Linked DNA regions of Homo sapiens: region 2 is linked to region 1. The links are chromatin loops, found by intact Hi-C in ENCODE. Cell type or tissue: dorsolateral prefrontal cortex. All regions are shown on one strand. Links, peaks and the distances in the headings refer to the core of each region. The heading gives the core; the rest is flanking DNA. Region 1 has its middle 32 kb from the start of MIR573. Region 2 has its middle 41 kb from the start of LINC02473.

The links. Hi-C counts contacts between places; a loop is a spot of excess contacts. Peaks named below come from ENCODE experiments on the same cell type or tissue, not always from the same donor. Only the 100,000 strongest peaks of a DNase experiment are listed, where the experiment ranks them.
Region 2: it touches region 1 in a loop (5-fold over the local background); 12 of 110 quality-filtered maps call a loop at or near these places.

The regions. Positions count from the first base shown.
Region 1 is chr4:24,482,707-24,492,948 of GRCh38, forward strand. No RefSeq gene overlaps it. Among named protein-coding and RNA genes, the nearest start is that of MIR573, 32 kb to the right of the region's middle. RefSeq lists an enhancer at 6,227-6,276. In dorsolateral prefrontal cortex, for the core only: CTCF peaks have their summits at 6,177 (motif pointing right) and 6,377; a DNase peak (open chromatin) is centred at 6,185; H3K27ac peaks cover 644 bases.
Region 2 is chr4:24,696,177-24,706,418 of GRCh38, forward strand. No RefSeq gene overlaps it. Among named protein-coding and RNA genes, the nearest start is that of LINC02473, 41 kb to the left of the region's middle. In dorsolateral prefrontal cortex, for the core only: a CTCF peak has its summit at 5,707; a DNase peak (open chromatin) is centred at 8,145.

The sequences.
Region 1 (10,242 bases), core at 1,306-9,305:
AAGGGAGTGGTTTGGATTCCCCTCTGCTCGCTTCTCCTGCTGAGATCTGGAGGGTGAGACCCCAGTGAGATGGCATCGGGGTCAGACAGAGAGAAGGAAGACAGTGAGGAAAGGCGAGGATGAGTTGGGGACTTTGTGCAGCCGGAAGCAACCTGAGAGGCTCCACAAGCCATGTTCACGCGAGGGCTCCTTGGGCACAAATCACCTGGGGGAATTCATCACAGTGAAGATTCTGGCTTGTTAGGGTTGGACAGGGGCCTGAGATTCTGCATTTACTAGCAAGCTCCTGGAGGCTGCTGCTGCTGCTGGCTGGGACCTGCAATATGAGTGTTCAGGATCTTTAAACCTCAGGCTCTGAGTCAGACAGGCCTGGCTGGGAATCACCCCCTGGGTAGCTGGGCACTCTTGGGCAAATTTCTTAATTCTCTAGACCCTGGATTCCTTATCAGTGTAACAGCAATGATAGTACCCACTGAGCAGGTCTGCACATGAGGGGTTCAGTGTAATGTCTGGCGTGCCAGAAAGCCATCTGGTTAGCGTTGCTTATTGTTACCTGATTCAGAGACTTCTTGGAGTGAGGCATGTTAAAGGTGACAGAATGAGGACCAGAGCCTAACTCCCCAACTTCCTGGGAAGTACGCCTTGCCTATTTCATTATTTTATTATTTTTAATATTTAGATTTCTCTTGGTTGTATTTTCTCATTACACATAATAATACAGATTTGTGAAAAGAAAGAAAAGGAGGAAGATAGGGAGGTTAAGACAGAGGGAGAGAGAAAAGAAGGAAAAGAATTAAATTAGAAAAAGGCCAGATGCTGTATCTCATGCCTGTAATCCCAGAATTTTGGGAGGCCAAGGCAGGTGGATCACCTGAGGTCAGGATATTCAAGATCAACCTGGCCAATATGGTAAAACTGCGTCTCCACTAAAAATAAAAAATAAATAAAAAATTAGCTGGGCATGGTGGTGGGCACTTGTAATCCCAACTACTAGGGAGGCTGAGACATGAGAATCACTTGAACCCAGGAAGCAGAGGTTGCAGTGTGCCAAGATCATGCCACTGCACTCCAGCCTGGGTGACAGAGCAAGACTTCATCCTCAAAAAATAAATGCCGGACGCGGTGGCTCACACCTGTAATCCCAGCACTTTGGGAGGCCAAGATGGGAGGATCACGAGGTCAGGAGATTGAGACCATCCTGGCTAACACGGTGAAACCCATCTCTATTAAAAAGACAAAAAATTAGCCAGGCGTGGTGGCGGGCGCCTGTAGTCCCAGCTACTTGGGAGGCTGAGGCAGGAGAATGGTGTGAACCCAGGAGGCAGAGCTTGCAGTGAGCTGAGATCACGCCACTGCACTCCAGCCCGGGCGACAGAACAAGACTCTGTCTCAAAATAAATAAATAAATAATAAAAATAAAATAAAATAAGAAAAAAACTGCCAAAGAGATCATGTGACATTTTAGTCTATGTACTTCTAGTTATAAACACATATACTTTAAATAATAGAATTCTATTGAACATACCATTTTGCAATCTTTTTATTTTCCCTCGATGCACGCCAATAATAATAGAACAATAGTAGTGATGACAATAACAATAGCTAGTCTTTTTTAGCCTCTTACTATGTGTTAAACACCCCTCTAACACACTCTTAACTCATGAATTTTCACAACCCTTTGACATAGACGCTTATCATCTGCATTTTATAAATGAGGAAACTGAGGCACAAAAAGTGTAATATACCCAAGGTCTCACAACTAGTAAATGGGGAATTCAGGGTGGAAACCAGGCAGCCCACAGCACAGCCCCTGCCTAAAAAACCCATGTTCTGTGTTCTTCATGGTTCATCCTGACGTGCTGTTTCACTGCCTGATTATTTTCCATTTACCACATCATGAATATCTGTCCTCGCCATTCCATAGTTTTGCACAACATCACTTTTGGTGGCTGCATAGTATTTGTTGTCTATTATTATCTCCATTTTACAGATGAGAAAATCGAGGCTTGGGTGCTCAGTAGGCTGGCGGAGGGTAGTTGGAATGACCACAACCTGCCTTCAAGCCCTAGGCGCTGTCCGCCCCACAGTGCTCTCAGAAGTACACACACTGAGCACCTACTGCAATCAGGGTATTTGCTGGTCTCAGTGAAGAATGGCAGACCCATACGATTCTCACTGCTGTGCAACTTACAGTCCAGTGGGTTGAGACTCGCAATGAAATAAGTAAGCAAATACATGACCAAGATGATTTGAGATATTGGCAAGTGCTAGAAAAACAATTCCACTCTGTGGTGTGATGAGTGTGAGTGGCAGTGATTATTCTGGAAAACTGTTTGAGGAGGTAAGATTTGAAGTGATACCCAGATGACAAGAGGAAGTCATCACACAGTAATCTAGAGTCAGATTTATCTAAAGCTCTTAACATCAAACAAAAGCTTAGTGCTAACCTGAGGGAATGGTGAGCAGAAGCATTTTTTATTTTTAGAAGTCTCATAAAGAGCATGAGACAGTGCAGGCAGAGTGGAAACAGCAAGGCTTGTGAGCCAGGGCTGGCGGGGGTGAGCCTGGCTCTGTCCCGCGTGTGGCCTTTGACAGAGTCCCAGTCACCTCATCTGTAAAATGGGCTTGCAATTGCTTAGAGCAGGGCTGCTGTCAACATGAAATGGAATAACTATGGAAAGCACCTGGAGGATACTGTAATCTCTACTGTTGACATCAGCTCTCAGGGTTTGATTGGCCTGCCCTTTGAAGCATCCAGTCTGGAATATTAAGACATCAGTGTCCGGGTGTGGTGGCTTATGCCTGTAATCCCAGTATTTTGGGAGGCTAAGGCAGGCAGATCACTTAAGGTCAGGAGTTCAAGGTTAGTTCAAGCCTAGCCAACATGGCAAAACGCTGCCTCTACTAAAAATACAAAAATCAGCCAGGCATGGAGGCACGCCCCTGTAATCCCAGCTACTCAGGAGGCTGAGGCAGGAGAAACACTTGAACCTGGGAGGCGGAGGCTGCAGTGAGCCGAGATTGCGCCATTGCTCTCCAGCCTGGGCGACGGAGCAAGACTCCGTCCCACAAAAAAAAAAAAAAAAAAAGACATCAGCATTAATCAACAGGAGAATAAGGAGATTCCTGAGATTTCACAAACGACACATATTTGTGAGCCTGTTGGGTATTGTCACCATATTATGATTAAGATCTAGATAATACTTGGCACATCATTTACTAAGTCTCTCCACAAGAGCAACTTGGAAAATTCAGAGGAATGACCTTTGGCTTCTCAGTTGGTCTGTTTACTCTGATAGACTGAGGGAGAAGGCTAACTGGGTCACCCATGACCATCTTTGACCTTTCTCAACTCTCAGTTGATGTCACTGTTGTGGTAGAGGCCCTTGGGGAAAAATTCTTTCTCTCTCAACTTTCTTTGTCCATGGAAGTAAATTGTGTTAACAATGGCTCTGACTACATTTATATCCATTGCCTACCTTCATCTTCCTACCTCCTGTTCTCCCCATTTTACAGACGAGGGGACCGAGGTTCCGAGAGGTCACACAGCCAGGTAGGCAGCTCGCTCTGGGCTGGGTCCTTTTCTCGTTCATGTACTCAGTCCCCACAACAGTCTTCAAGCCTTTTTGCCTCAGGAACCACTCTTTCTTCCATTTTCCCCTGGTCAGCTCTGACCTCGTCCTCAGATCTCAGCTTGTGTCACTTCCTCAGTGAAAAGCCCATATTATGGGCTCACCAAGCTCTGTATCTTCCTCCTGCGTCCTGCCTATCAAAGCTACAATTGCACAATTGTCCATGTGACTGTTGGATCCATGTATAAAGTAGGAGTAAAGAGCCCAAGCTCAGACATCAGGGACGTGGGTTTAGAAATGAGTGCCACCTCTTTCCAGCTGAGTGTCTTTGGGCTAGTTATTTAGCCCCTGCCCATCTCAGTTTCCTGGGGTGTAAAATGAGAATCATAATAATAACTACCTCATAGAATGGCAATGATGTGAAATCAACTCATGTTGCTAAAGTTCTTGGGGAAAATGCCCAACAGACAGCCTGCGATACACGTAGAGAGGGGCCAGAAGGCCATCTCCTAGGCCACACCGAGCCACACTGCAACCTCCATACAGGCAGGATGGTGTTGCGCTTGGCAAAGCAGGTATTCCACAAATATCTGTAGAATTCAATGAAGTACTATCATCATCATCCTCATTATCATTCTCATTTTACAAGAGAGCGTTCAAGTCGCTTGCCCAAGGTCACATGACTAGTTAAGACACTGAGCTGAGACTCACCTTAAATCCTATTGCTCATCCCACCTGGCTATTCTGCTGGCCATAGGGTCTTCTGGTCTACTGTGGATAAAACCCAGAGTCCAGGCAGGACAGGGAACAGGGGGTTGCAGAAGCTTAGGGAGGAAGCACGCCAAAGTAGGCGCACCTTCATACAGTCTCCCAAGCCCGACTGCCTGCAGATTTTCTGTCTGAGCCGCCAGAAACAAAGATGACAGCCGAAGGGCTGAAGGTCACTCCAGAGTAGGGAGAGAGGGGTCTTGGTGGGCCCAGATCTCCCAGCACCAGGCAGTGGGTTCTCACACCAGCCTTGGTCTCCTGGGCACAGAACGAGGACAGGGATAGGAGACCTCCCATCTCTCAAATGCCCTGGTGTGTTTAACTTGTTCCTGCATTTTCCTGGGGGACTTGTGTGTGCTCTGGGCCTAATGATTTCCTGTGAACATTCTACCCGGGGTGTATTCCTGTGTCTTCAGAGGAAGGACTAATCCAGCCAGACCGTCTCCATTCCCCTCCCTTTACCCTCTCGGACCAGACCAGCCTGGCATTTTTTTCTCTTGAATTTAAGAGCCTTGCAGACACGAAGATCCTTTTAGCTTTTAACATATTTAATAATTTATTATTTATCTAGTGTTTTTGTAAATGTATTCCTCAGATCTTGCCTTTGCATCTCTAGTTTCCAATTTGCACCTACCTGACATAGTTTATATTACAATCCCTTGATTCTCCAAAGGCAGGGTTTCCTCTTTTAACACTTTTTTATAGTCCTAATGAACTTCTATGCTTCATTTACTCAAGAAGACATCTCTCTCTCCCTCTTTCACATTTTCCTGCTCACAGGCATACAAATCATATGTGTCACTAATACAGTGTTGATTTTTCCTGGGTTGGTTCTTTTTTTAAACATGTTTGCCCTTCAGCCTGCTATTAACCAGTTTCTTCCTACTTTGAAAAACTCACTCTTTTAAATTTCATCATTCAGTATTTCCTCAGGGATTTTACCCTTTATTAAGAAGTCAGAACCAATTTTGGAGCAATCCTGGATACCAAACAGTCTCCTGAATCCTTTGTCTCCTCCCCAGCTCTGGCACAGGAGTGGGCACACAGCAGTGACCCAATAAATACTTGTTGGTTGACCAGGTGGCCAACAAGTGATTTTCAGAGAGGCAGATTGGAGTCCTGCTTAAGTACATGGGTGTGAAATCGGGACATGTGGGTTTCAGTGCTGGTTTTATTCCACATGTGGCTCTGTGACCTTAAGCAAGCCACTCAAATGCTCTAGGCTTCCATTTCCTCAGCTGTAAAATGGGAATGAGAGTCTTTTCTACCATCTTCCAAGGCTTACTGCAAGGATTAAATACATAAAACACTAAGGAAGATACCTGACAGAGCAAGCTGTCGATAAACAATAACTTTGGTTTCTTGCCTACTGCCTCCTCTTTGCAAGACACTTACATGATAGAGATTACCTTGAATCACAGACAGAACAAGGCAATTCACACCTCTCCCCGCACTTCCAAATTAAGAACCACGTGTGATAAAGGCACTAGGAAGATCTCGCTCTCGGTTGTCCACACAAGCATTTAGATGTGTGCAAACGGCCCATCCATGAGTCCCAGTCTCCTGCTGTCCCTTCTGAGACCTCAAGGCCAGCATCTGTAAAAAGGGGATGGTACTTTGCCCCTTACTGGAGAAAGAATTCACCATCCCTATTCTCAAACCTGTCGCCTTCATTTAAATGATCTATTGCCTTGTTACCCTAACATGAATTGCCCTCACACCAGTTCAAAACAGCTGGTAAATAAACCAACTAGGACGATAGAGGCCATCCAGTCCTCTTTAAGGATGGGTTGGCTCAGGAGGTCAAGGCAGAAATGCCCACTAGGGGGCGAGCGTGCTCACTCATCGATCCCCGTGGTGGTTCAGTCCTGGAACTACTAGGAAGGGAAGAGGGGGCTAACACGTTCCAGGCACTCTCCCAGGCCCATCTCTGGATGCACTACCACATGTAATCTAACATTGCCCCGGCTGAGGAGGTTGTATTTCTCCATATTAAACCTAGGTATTCTGAGGCTTAGGGGGGTTAGTTAATCGGCCCAGGATCCCAGAGCTGAAAGTGGAAATTGTGATGGAAACGAGGCTTCTCCTACTCTAGCAGGCCACCTAAAGGGTCCCTGTAAAGGGCAATACTCAGCTTTGACTGTTGGAAAGGAAGGTGTGCAGACACCAGACATGTGGACACTGACAAAATGGTGGGTCACATACACCTTCCCCCAAAAAGGGGCGTAAGTTTAAGCCTGTGTTTCCCAAAGTGTGTCCCACAGAACATAAATCCTGAAAGGTCCTCTGTAAAAAAGGTCTCTGAGGTCATAGAAGTATTTGAAATGTGGCATTTACTGTTCTTTCTGAAATACAAAATACTGGTGAATATGTTAAAGGTCGTGGGAAGTCCTGCAGTAAAGAAACCTGTTTGCTTGACTTTGTTTAATCTAGTTGAGCACTTGGCCAGCCTATTGGACATCAGGGTTGTTACATACATATGACATCTATTCATTTTTTAAAAATAAGCTTGCTTCAGAACATTAGGAACATACTGAAAGTGAAGGAATGGGAATTCACACATTCAAATAAGGGATTGACATAGATGTCTCAAAGACAGAGGAAAGTGCGTCCAAGTAGGGTATTTATGGAAAGTCTGAGTTATGAAACAAAAACAGACCCAGAACCATACAGAAACCTAAAGTCTTTAGGATATGAAGAACCATTTCAGCATTCAGGATGACTCCAAAATGTAATCCAGAAGACAAACTATCATGGTAACCAAGATGTTTCACACCATGGGGTAAAAATTTTACATTTTGAGTCCTTAATCTCCAAAGCATGCTCAGAGCTGGATCTTAGCATGGAATGTGAGTTTAATCATGAACTTGCTGTATTCATCAACACACACACACACACAATGGAAAAAAGTTTTGCTACGATTGTACTGAATGGCTTAGAGAGTACAGTCCACAGAGACAGATGGTTAGACCCATGGCTGGCTCCCAAAGCTGCATTCTCCAGTTCAGTGAGAGGCCAGCAGAGACAAGTGAGGAACCAGCTGCTTTCCACAGCTGGAACAGCTGCAGGGATTGACCTTGAGAGACCCTGCAGTCAGCACACGAACCTGGTGGCTCATGCTGACTTCATGCCTCAGAATGGAGTACAATGAAAAAGAACATCTACTGTTCCTGATGGGTTAAAGATGGCCACAAATCCTTTGATACTTCCCCTTTCAATAGGTGGGGTCTAATTTCCCTCCCCTTGAATCTGAGCTGGTCATAATGGCTCACTTGACCAAGAAAATGCGGCAACCGTACTCTTCTGGGACTTTTGAGGCTAAATCTTAAGAAGCTTGCAGCTTCTGTCAGTCTCCTAGAACACTCAGTCCTGGGACCCAGCTACCTTTCTGTGAGGAAGACCAAGCAGCCCCATGGAGAGGCCACATGGAGCCCTGGTTGAGCTCCAGCCAACAGCCAGCACCATCTTGCCAGCCATGTAAATAAGCCATCTTAGAAGTAGTTGGAAAACCAACAAGTCATCCAGCCACGCCCTACGCTTCTCACCCCTAAATGATCTGATCCTACATTCATGAAATACAGTAAAATGGTTGCTTTAAGCCACTAAATGTGAGATTATTTGTTAAACAGCAATAGATAACTGGAACACAATTTTATTGAGCCACTATAAGTGATGGCACCAAAGTAGGTACTTTGAATATGTTATCTCCTATAATCGTCACAATTTTCTTTAATTGTACAAATGTGAGAATTAAGACTTTGACCTTGGACACATTAAGAAACTCATCCCAAGTCACACAGCAACCCTGTTTTCCTGTCTCCAGTATCTTTAATTATTAGAAAATGTATTAGGGAAAAAAATCCACAAAATATGCTATAGAGAAAATAGGTAGTAGAAAAGTAGAATGAATGGTGAGTTTGCATGGGTGCAAAAGAAAGCACCTCTGATTCTAGCCTAAAATAAAACAAAAGTTGTAGACAATGGAGAATTCTCATGAAAATATGTCCTCCCTCTGGCTTCAGTTATATCACTGCTATGAGACTGAATAGGAAAGAGGGAATGTTTTCATAATGTTAAAGATTTTTTCCTTTAAATTAGCAAGGCCAGCGCACCAGCTGGGTCCTTGACAGTTGTCTTTACTAAAAGCACTTATGGACTTAGCACCTACTATGTGTTAGGCATTGCCTCAGGTGTTTCACCTGTCAGATAACCACAGGCACATTTCCTTACATTTGTAAGAGCTTTAGAGTTGACATAATATATTTACCCACATGGTCTCATTTCATCATGGGAGCAGATGCTTTTCCTGGGGAGCAAAAGGAGCCAAATTAATCAACAAATGATCAACATTTAGCAGGCACCACCTATATGCCTGACACATAAGATCATTCCCTGCCTCCCTCTCCCCACTGGCTGGTTTATTCCCCTTTGCTTTCTTACTTAACGGTTTGTATTGTATGGTTTATACCTGTTTCCCTCATGACTCTATAAGATTCTCTTGCATAGCAAAAACCTATGTACAGTGCCTGGGGCAAAATAGGGAAGGTCTGCTAGTGAAATGGAGGGAGGGAGGGAGGGAGGGAGGGAGGGAGGGAGGGAGGGAGGGAGGGAGGGAGGGATGGATGGGTAGGTGACTGGATGGGTGCATAGGTGGGTGGGTGACTGGATGGATGGGTGAATAGATGGATGGGTAGATGGGTGGGTGGGTAACTGGATGAATAGATGAAAGGGTGGATGGGTGGGTGACTAGATTAATGGGTGGATGGATGAATGGGTGGGTGACTAAATGGACAAATGAATGGATAGGTAGATTGGTGACCGGATGCATGCATGGATGGATGACAGGATGGATGGGTGGATGTTAGTGGGTGGGTGACTTGGATGGATGGATGGATGGATGGATGGATGGATGGATGGATGGACAAACGGATGGATGGATGGATGAGTGGGGACTGGATGGATGGATGGGTGTGTGAGTGGGTAGGTGAATGGTTGGATGGATGGATGGATGGATGGATGGATGGGTAGGTGACTGGATGGATGCATAGGTGGGTGGGTGTGTGAGTGACTGGATGGATGGGTAGATGGGTGGGTGGGTGACTGAATGAATAGATGGGTGGATGAATGGATGGGTGGGTGACTGGATGAATGGGTAGATGGGTTAATGAGTAGGTGACTAAATGGACAAATGGATGGATAGCTGAGTTGGTGACTGGATGGATGCATGGGTGGATGGAATGATGGATGGATGAATGGATAGATAGATATAGGTGTGTGGGTAACTGGTTGGATGGATGGATGGATGACTGGATGGACAGATGGATGGACAGATGGATGAATGGATGGATGGATGGATGGATGACTGGATGGACAGATGGATGGATGGATGGATGGGGACTGGTTGGGTGGATGGATGAGTGGGGACTGGATGGATGGATGGATGGGTGTGTGAGTAGGTAGGTAACTCTTTGGATGGATGGATGAATGGGTGGATGGATGGATAGGTGGGGACTGGATTGATGGATGAGTGGATAGGTCGGTGGGTGGGTAGATGGATACCTGGACGGGTGGGTGTGAATGAAAGGACTATATGAATAATTAAGTAGTTAAGAGTGGTTAAGACTTACGGAATCACCCACTCTTTATTGCACTCTTTTTTTTAAGAGGCAGAGTCTTTCTCTGTCACCCAGGTTGGAGTGCTGCAGCCTAATCATGGCCCACTACACCCTCCAACTCCTGGGCTCAAGGGATCCTCCCACCTCAGCCTCCCAAATAGCTGGTAGTACAGGCATGCACCACCATTCCCAGCTAATTTTTAAATTTTTTGTGGAGACGGGGTTTCACTATGTTGTCCAGGCTGACCTCAAAGTCCTGGGCTTGAGTATCCCGCCACCTCAGCCTC
Region 2 (10,242 bases), core at 1,307-9,306, 210 kb after region 1:
AGAAGAGGATGTAAACCAAATTTGATAAAAATTAAAAGAATGAGATAGGTCTGTTTGCATGGATAGATGCTGGTATAAGTTTTGCATAAAAAACACAACTGAAATCATCTGTATTCTCCCTATCAGATACAATAATCATTATCAACATTTTAGTGAAGTTTCCTTCATTCTTTTTTTCTCTGTCTATAAAATGTGTACTTTAATAAAATCGAGTGATATTTTGTGTTCAGTTTTGTACTGTTTCCTTTACTTAATAAGATATTATAAGCATTTTCTTTGCCATTAAATATTCTTCAAACAATGTAATTTGCAATGGATACATAATAGCCTATATATATATACATTTACAGTAGATAGTCACAATTGTGATACAGTGTATCAAGTTGTGCCTAAGGGTTTAACTTCTATTGTCTCCTTTCATCCTTCCAACACACCCATGAGATAATGTTGTAATTCCCATTTTATAGATGAGGAAGGAGAGGCTCAGCGAGCTATGTTTGTAAGTGGCCCAAGATCCCAAAGTTAGCACGTGGCTAAGCCAGGTCTCAAACACACATCTATTGTTTTAGCTACTCTTAAGTTAAACACAGTAGAATCACCCCTGAAACAATTATTTACCCAATCCACTATTGCTGGACATAAGACTGCTTGAAAATTTTTGCCATCTTAAATACCACTGTGATGATTATCCTTGCACACACAGTTTTGGCCACATCCCAGAATTCCCTGCTTACGTTAAATTCTTAAAAGTGGAACTGGGTCAAAATGAGAGAACGTCTTTTATCTTCTTGCAACATATTGCCAGAGAGAACCAGACCCTTTTGCAGGCCTGCTTTGGAGCTTTAGGCAAACTCTTCCAAATGGGAATGGTAACTGCAGGAACTATGGACTGCAGCAATCATGGCCCTCCTGGGCTGAGGACTGAACTGGGGCTCATTGACATTGACCTCTAAATGATGGCACTCAAGTCACACCTGGCTCGCAGAGAGTTTTATTGAATTTCCTTGCAATGCTATTATGCTCCGTAAACACAGAGTCAGGCAGACGCAGTGACCACGGGCCCCTATTACATCAGGTAAGTGCACATCCTGCTACATGCCTCCTCTCATTTCTATTATTTCAAATGTCAAATGCACTTTGCCTCAAGCCTTCTCGGCCTTTAATTTTTAAATCTACATGCACTTAACTTATTTATTGGATTTCTATGGGACTTGAGGGGAAATTTAATTCATATACTTCTGCTTCATCTTCACTTAACTCACTTGTTGGCTCAAATAGTGTTGTTGGCTCTTTTAAATGAGAATTTTTTGTGCAGCCTTTTTTTTCCAGAGGCAGGAAGCTGAGGAGGGAGGATTCTCATTGAAAAAAAGTAGAAATTTAGGAAGGTGATGGACTTGGGGAAGGGCAGGCTCCCAGGCATTCATTAAAACATTCTTACTAGTCAAGAGGTTGCAGAAAGGTACACAGAGTTGGGAAAGCAATCTCTTTAACTTGGCTTAATTAACTTAATTTAAGGCTCATCTTTACCACAGGGATGTGCCAGGAAGCTCAGGGGCACCTCAAATTTTTAAAATTTCCTATTTAAATTAATTGATGCCATCGGTAACTCCCTAATCTGCCCTTCTTACTAAGATGAGATAATTTAGTAAGTTGAGATAATTCCATTCCAAAGCAGACCAAACTTGATATTTTCTTATGTCATTTCAACCTGATGGTGGGTACATGTATCATTTTCATTAGGCTTCTTTTTTTTTTAATTTCCTTTTTTCTTATTATGAATATTTTCAAACATTCAGAAAAGTTGAAAGAATCATACTGTGTACACTCAAATGCATAACGTCATAATCCTACAATGGTTATCATTTTGCCCTATTTGCTTGATATTTTATCAATCCATCTCTCAATCCATCTTATTTTTAAATGCATTTCAAACTAAGTTGCAGACATCAATAAACTTCATTGTTAAACACTTCAGCATACATGTCATTAACTACATTTTTTCTTTTTCTGATACAATTTATATAAGTAAAATATACATCTCAACTGTACCACTCAATGGGTTTTGACTAATTTGGGTACCCGAGTAACTCAAATTCCATCAAAATACAAAACATCTTCATCACCACAGAAACTTCCTTAGTGCCCTTTTGCAATTCATTTCTTACCATCCTTTGCCCCAGGCAATAATGGAGCTAATTTCTGTGACTACATATTAGTTTTGCCTGTTCTAAAACTTCATGTAAATGGATTCATATGGTATGAAATACTTCATGTACCTCTCTTCTTGCTCAGCACAATGCCATTGCATCTATCAGTACTTTTTCTTTTTCTTGCTGCAGAGTAACCTTGATACTTGATGGCATCTTTGAACATTAGATTAACTAACCCTAAACCCCATCCCAACTCCAAACTTTCTCTAACAGGAGCTTATGGTTTCTTATGGCTAATTCAGGTTGTGATGGGCTTTCTGTTACTTGTAGCAATGAGCCTTCTAGTTAAAACAAGACCCATTTGAGATTGGTCTTTCCCGCCTTATGTTATAAACTGGAATTTCTCAGAAACATGTGAAAATAGAAATGAAAGCACCGTTCTGGAAATAATAACCCAGTTAATGTCTGGCTAGAATGCTATTAAATATGCTATGGGATTATTCTCCTTAATAAAGCAAAATTTAGCGCAGAGACTTGCCAGAAAAATGCATGTGGTATTTTAGAAAGAGTCTTTTCCTATTTGAGTTACCTCCCTGCCTCACAGAACCACACTGGCCTGCACTACATTGAATGTACTATAATTCCATTTGTCTTAGCATTACTTCAAATACTTGGGTTGCAGGTCAAGACTAAGATTCCACTGTTCTGCTCAGAAGACCTCTGCACATCCTTTGGGTCCTGAGCAGGATGGTCCAAGCCCAGCTGTAGGGTGATGGAGGTGGAGTCGGTCATACAAAGGTGGCGCTCTGCCCCTGAACCACGATCCAGTCACCCTGCCCTACCCGGGGTTAAAACTGGGAATTGGTCTACAGGAAGAGCCTGCCTTCTGAAAGGGACAGGAAAGGAGCCTTCAGGTGCTTTCAGTTATGAAGGCTCCTTAGACAGCCCTTGGCTGGAGTCCACTGAGAACCATGTGTAGCCATTCCTAGGGCCTTTTACCTGGAAACAGTAGTTTTAGGTATCCTAACACCACATGTTATATGACCTGATTGAACAAAAAGATGCTTGGTACATATGAGTGTTAAGAATCAGTACTAAAAAGTTTGGGAAAGAAAAATATAAGAATGAAATTGGAAGATTTGATAGAATCTGAACGTTCATTACTGATATCAGAGTAATTTCACTAGGGTAGGAAATAGAATCATTCAGTCCTTTATTTTATTCATTTAGTTGGTATTCAACATGGAGGAGGAAATGAATGCAGTATATAATTTATTCAGAAATGGGTGTTGGAGTCACACCTGGATTTCTACCTGAGCCACTCACTGAACTCCAATTTTTTTTTTCCTTCCTTGCTTCCTTCCTTCCTTCTTTCCTTCCTTCCTTCCTTCTTTCCTTCCTTCCTTACGTCCTTCCTTCCTCTCTCTCTCTCTCTGTCTCTCTTTCTCTCTTTCTTTCTTCCTTTTTGAGAGGGAGTCTTGCACTGTCACCCAGGCTGGAGTACAGTGGGTGATCTCGACTCACTACAACCTCTGTATCCTGGGTTCAAGCAATTCTCCTGCCTCAGCCTCCTGAGTAGCTGGGATTACAGGCCTGTGCCACCATGCCCGGCTAATTTTTGTATTTTTAGTAGGAACAAGGTTTCGCCATGTTAGTCAGGATGGTCTCGAACTCCTGACCTCAAGTGATCTGCCTGCCTTGGTCTCCCAAAGTGTTGGGATTATAGACGTGAGCCACTACACCCGGCCCAATTATTTTTCATCTGCAAATTGAAGATGAGATACTTAAATCATACAGCATTTCATTCCTTGATGCAACAAGTATTTATTGAGCACCTACTATGTGCCAGACATTGCTCTAGAATATAGGGGCAATGGCAACTAAACAAAGTTGCTGCTCTCACAGAGCTCTCTGCAAGACCATATTTTCAAAGATGGCTGCACCAGTGTATTCCATCCCACACTCTCTCCTTACAGGGTGACATTGACACACCTCCACAGAGAGGTGTGGTCTGTGTTCCCTCCCCTTGGATCAGAGCAGGCCTGTGGCTATCAGGGAAGTGATACTGCATAACTATTCAAGCTCATCATAAAAGGTGAGGCAGAATTCTCCTGGCCTTCTCTCTTGGTACACATGCCTTGAAATCCCTACGTTGTTATATAAGAAATTTAGCTACCCTGTAGCTGCTAAGATGGAAAGGTCATAAGGAGAGACCACACAGAGACAGAGAAAGATACCCATAGCATCCCAGCTGTTCCAGGCCCCAGCCTTTGATCTTTGGTGAAGGCCCTGAGAGATAATGCATCCCTACTGTGTCCCATCTGAACTTCATGCTATACAATGTATGAGCATAATAAGCAGTGGTTTTATGCCACAAGTTTTGGGGTAATTTGTTATGGCACCCTTATAACTGAAAAAAGCTGTATGCTAGTTGGGCAGAAAGATGCTAAGCCAGTAAACAACAAGATATTGTCAAACATGACCACAAAGAACTAAAAATAGGGTGATGCGACTGAGGAGAGGGAAGGAGAGGCAACTCCTGCTAGAAGATTTTCCCCATAGAAATCCTGGCAGAAGAGAAAACATTTGAGCTGCATCGACTTGAAAATATAAAAAGAAGGGCCAGATTGAATGTTCTGGGGACAGAGGTAACAGTGAATGCAATGGCCCAGGGAAGCCTGCAGCTGTGCCCATTAGAGGAATTAGAAAATAGCTGGTGCCCCTGGATTACAGAGAGGGAAGAATAACATCCCAAGCTGAGGTCAGAGCAGACAGGTTCGCCTCATATGGGGAGTTGTAGGCCAGATCAAGGCTTTGGATTTTTATTTAAGTGTGATGGGAAGCCACTGAAAGATTCTTAGCAGTGAAGAGATATGGTTCCATTTACAAGATCTCTTTGGCTATTGCGTGGTGAAGGGATTGAAGGGTAAGAACTGAAGTAGAGAGGGTAATTCAGAGATGATGGCCCGAGTCCAAGTGAGAACGGAAGGCGGCTTGGACTGGCATTGGAATCGGTGGATGTACTATAATGACAAAAACAACAGTAACTACCATTGCCTAAGTGGTTTCTATGTTCAGGCATTGTTTAAAGTGCATTACATAGATTATATGATTTTATCCTCACAATGACCCTATGATGTATGTTCCATTATTGTACCAGATGAGAGTTCAAGTACCTTGCCCAGTACCACATATTTAGTAAGTGGTACAGAAAGACTCCTAATCCAGGCAGGGCCCCCACAGTGTGCTTCTTCACTGGATGGAATCCAGTGGGATAATTCAGGGTATTCTGGAGAGGCCAGTTCTTGCTAAGTAATTGGATTTGGAGAAGGGCAAAGAAAGACATCGAGAATGATACCTTGATATTGAATCTTCCCAACAGGAAGAAATGGTAAACGTTTGAGATGATGGACATGCTAATTATCCTGATCTGATCACATTATATGTATGGAAACATCACTATGTATTCCATAAATATGTGCAATCATCATTTGTCAATTTGAAGAAAGAACGATACCTCGAAGTCTGACATGGACGATTAGGAGGGAGGTGGTGCCATCTATTGAGATGGGGATGTCTACGGGAGAGACAGGGTCAGGGAGAGGCAAGAATTATAAGAATGAACACATCATAATGAACAATGAATGTAAGAATGAACAATAACAGGGATGCACTGATGTTTATTAATATTTACTCTGTGCCTACCATGACCAAGCATGCTGCATATACCAACTCATTTAATTTTGTGATGGCCCTAAGAAGTAAGGTACTGTTATTTCCTCATTGTACTGAAGATGGAACTAAGAAGCAGAGAGGCTAAAAAAATCATCAGAGGTGACAGAGCTAGTAAATTGGGACTTGGAATTCAGGCTGACTGGCTCCATGCTCGCTGTACACACTGCTTCTTATGAAACGAGCAGGTGTCAATGAAGAACAGCGCCCAGTGCATAGTAGGTGATTAATTAATGGTAGCTGTTATTATTAATATTGTTACTATCCAAATGTGGTTGACCTTCTCTGGTGTATGTGATATTGTGTTACTAAGAAATAGAACACAATGAATTCTCTCAGGGAAAATGCCATGTCTCTGGCAAGTCCAGACCCACACTCATGGAAGTTCAAATGATTCAAGACAAACACACAGCAATACAAAGAAGCCATAGAAGAGATGCCACAAGGCAGTGTGTGATGAAGTGCAGAAGAAACATATATATCTAGCTATACAGATCATTTCAAACATCCAGAGGAATAGTAAAACCTTGTGCCAGGATTACTAACACATGTGCTTGCAACAGCACGATTCCTTCTCTATAATTCATTGCTCCCTGTCAGGACCCAAACCAAATGTCAAAGATTGGAATAGTGACATTTACACTGTTTTAATTACCCAGCAAGATTGGTGTTTGTGGACTTGTTAAGTAGTTCCCAAACAAAGCAATGAAATTTAACGGTTTTGCTGTGCAACAAAACTTACCTCCTTCTTTCTTTCTTTTGGTGGAATGATGGGGGAGGGCAGTGGGGCCAATTTTTTCCTGGTGTAATTGAGACAAATTCCTTGAAGTTTTGGTACAATGAAAATTTAAAACATGAGCTGTTTCTACCTTTTTAGCTTTATGTAACATTTTTTTTTTTTCACCACAGATCCCAAATGCCAAAGATTCAAAGCAACAAGTCAAGCCATATTTTTGGAAAGTTTTTCATGTTTTCTTAAGATTTTTAAAAAACAAAACCCAGAAAATTTAGAAATAGAGAACATTGAAGAAACACACAGATAATCTCACATAATTCCACCACACAACTACTGATTATCTTGATGTGTTTCTTTATAGATTTTTACCCCTATACTTACTTACATAGTTGTAATTATAGTGTATTCACAATTTTGTATCCTGCTTTTATATGTAAATGTTTATCAGTCACACCTTTCTATATCTTCCACATTTTGCTGGGAGAGTCCATTAAGTGAACATACCTTAATTTCTAAACTGTGTAACTAAATCACTTTTAGAACAAGGAAATGAATAAATAAAGTAAAATATGTAAATTAAATAATGTTACTCTTTCCCCTAACATTGAACCCTTGGCAAGGCCTCCTATCTGGGAGTTGAGAGTTCTGTCTCTGGAGTCTGACTTGACTTAAATCTCAGTTCTGCTACTTGCTAGCTGTGTGACTTTGGACAAGTTACTTAACCTCTCTGAGCTTTAGTTTCTTCACCTACACCATATGGATAATGGCGGTGCTTACTCAATGGAATGGGATAATGTGCACTGAATACTGCAGAGCTGTCACATTATGAACGCTTAATGAAAGTCAGCCATCATTGCTATTATAATCATCATTATTATTGTTTAAACTTCCATGTACTTCCAAGCATGATTTTGGTGGAATGAGCACTGAATTAGAAATCCAAAAGGTTGAGCTTGGCCAGGCTTGGTGCCTCACACCTGTAATCCCAGCACTTTGGGAGGCCAAGGCCGGTGGATCACTTGAGCTCAGGAGTTTGAGACCAGCCCTGGGCAACACGGTGGAACCATACCCCTACAAATAATATGAAAAAATTAGCCAGGTGTGGTGGTTTCTGCCTGTAGTTCCAGCTACTTGGGAGGCTGAGGTGGGAGAATTGCTTTAGCCTGGGAGGTCAAGGCTGCAGTGAGCTGAGATCACATCACTGTACTCCAGCCTGGGCAACAGAGCAAGACCTTGTCTCTTCTCTTCCATATATATGTGTATGAACAGTTGATCTCTAGACCTGGTGAGCCACGTACTTGTTGCTAGTGTCCTTACCTATAAAGTGGAGTGTTAAATACCTGTCTTGTCTCTTTTAAAAAGAACTGTGAAAAAGAGAAAGCTGTGTAAATCCAAGACCTCATGAACATAAGAATTGCTCCTCCAGATCTGAGAGGCACAGTCCGGTGCTTTGAGGCTGGTATTCTCCATCATGCAGGAGAGCCAGGGGGCGGGGTAGGGGTGGTTTCTGACACCTCTCTGATGACCAGGCCTCATTACAGAGCCAGCTGTGCTCCTTAGAACAATGCCGGCAGAACACAATACTATGCAAAGGTCAGCAGAGGCGTTCCCAACGCATGCTGGGTATTTTCTTGCCTTTCCTTTCCCTTGCCTGTTCACAGAAGGCTCGGAGCCACATGGTTCTGCTGTGTTAAGGAAATCCATACCTCAGGAGTTTTTTTTTCTTCTTTTTGCTGTATTCATTTATTTTAGATAGTCCATCAACGCCATTTGCACCGCTCAGGTTAGAAGTTGTCAGCATTTCCCACTTAGGCTGCTATTTCCAGGGAATGATTATTTGATTGTAACATTTGTTCCAGGCAGCAACGGGCCAAGGAGAGGTCTTAGCTCAAAAGCACCTTCCACCTACTTAAAAGCAACAGCCACCACAGCGTACTCCTTATGTGACCAATTTAAAATGATGGGAATCAACAACAAAAACCTCAGATATTTTGAGTTCTGGAGGACAGAAAGGGTTGTTTTGACAATGGCGTGAAGTTTATGACTGCGGGTCATCAAGAGTTCATTGTCTGGCATTCTGGCATGGGCATGATTGAAGGAGCTGCCAAAACATCACTGAGCACAAATGTGAACCACGTGCCTCCTCTGGGGAGGACCGGTTTGTAGGTGTTGCCTCCTCCTTGCCTTTTCTCTTCCTCTCCTGTCTCCTCTCTTCACAGCTGGAAGATGGAATAAGTGGAGACAGGAGGTCTCAATCAGCTCTCTCCTTTTTGGGAGTTTGCCCACTGAGGAGAGCAGGGTTGGCAGCAGCAAGAGAGAGAAAGGTAGGAGACACATTATTATAATAGCCTGACCCTCCGCATTGCACATCATTACGCTCATCACCTGAGAAGCCTGTTAGGCATGCGGGGAATGATTGATGTTGCAGAGCTCATTCCTTCAAGTGCTATTTATTGAGCGCCTGCTAGGCTTCTTGTGTTTTTTGTCTTGCTGGGTACGTGAAGTTGAACAAAAACATGGTGTCTCTTCCCAGAGAACTGCAGCTAATGTGAAGACAGTCATAAGTGAATGTGCAATTACACACCAGGCTTAGGACTCCAAAGAGGTGCCAGACGGGGATACGAGGGGCACAATTTGTACCGTCAGGATAGAGAAGCCCTCTCAGAGGAAGTGGCATTTACCTGGAGAAAGGAAAGTGGAGTTGGAGGCATGGGAGTGCCTGAAGTATGTGCTTGGGGCATGTACCAGGTGTCTTGAATTTTGTCTGAGTCAGCGTACAGTTGGATGTGAGAATCAGAGACCTATTCAAACAGGCTTAAACTGAAAAGGAGGTTTGTTAAAAAGGGGAGGGAGGAGATTTGCTAGAATCCGTGGGTAGAAAGCATGGCTAGAGCTCACAGGGAGTGGACTGGGAAATGAGTGGCTTCTCCCCTTCTCCCTCTGGAAGTGATATGACCAACTGCATTTTGAGTAGGAATAGGAGTAACCTGGTGCTGATGGGGAGCCATCTAGGCCTGGGTGGCAGCCTACGGGAAGAGTCAAGGCAACAGGACCCTGTGTGGCAACTCTAAGAACTTAGCGTGGCTGTTGAGCTGGAGTCTAGGATGCCTGTGTAATAAGCAGAGGAAGCAGGTGATAGTGGAGTGAAGCTGCAGGAAGGTTAGCAGGGGCCACATCATAAAATGTCTGTGTGCTCAGCTGAGGTGTTTTCCATTGGCCCTGAAGGTTAAGAGTCTGTGGAGGAAAATGAAATAATCTGGTGAAGATTGCATGTGGAGGACGAAGGGCGGCTGGACGCAGGGAGACCCAGGAAGAGGCCCTTCTCCATCAGGGTTTGAGATGAGCATCTGCTATTTGTTTGGGCCACCTGGCATCTGGATGCACTTTTTGTTTATTTGGGGAGATTTCTCACTTTATGAGTAATGATGTGAGACAAAGACGGCCTCCCCTACTAGAAGCTGAAAAGATAGACATTCACTTTCCCAGCCTCCCTCATAGCTGGGACACAGCCATGTAATCTTAGCTTGGCCAATCAGAAGGTCCCATGTGATGTTTTTATTCCTCTCTCTCTTCTCCTCTTCTTCTCTTTCCTCTTCCTCCTCCTCTTCCTTCTTCTTCTCCTCC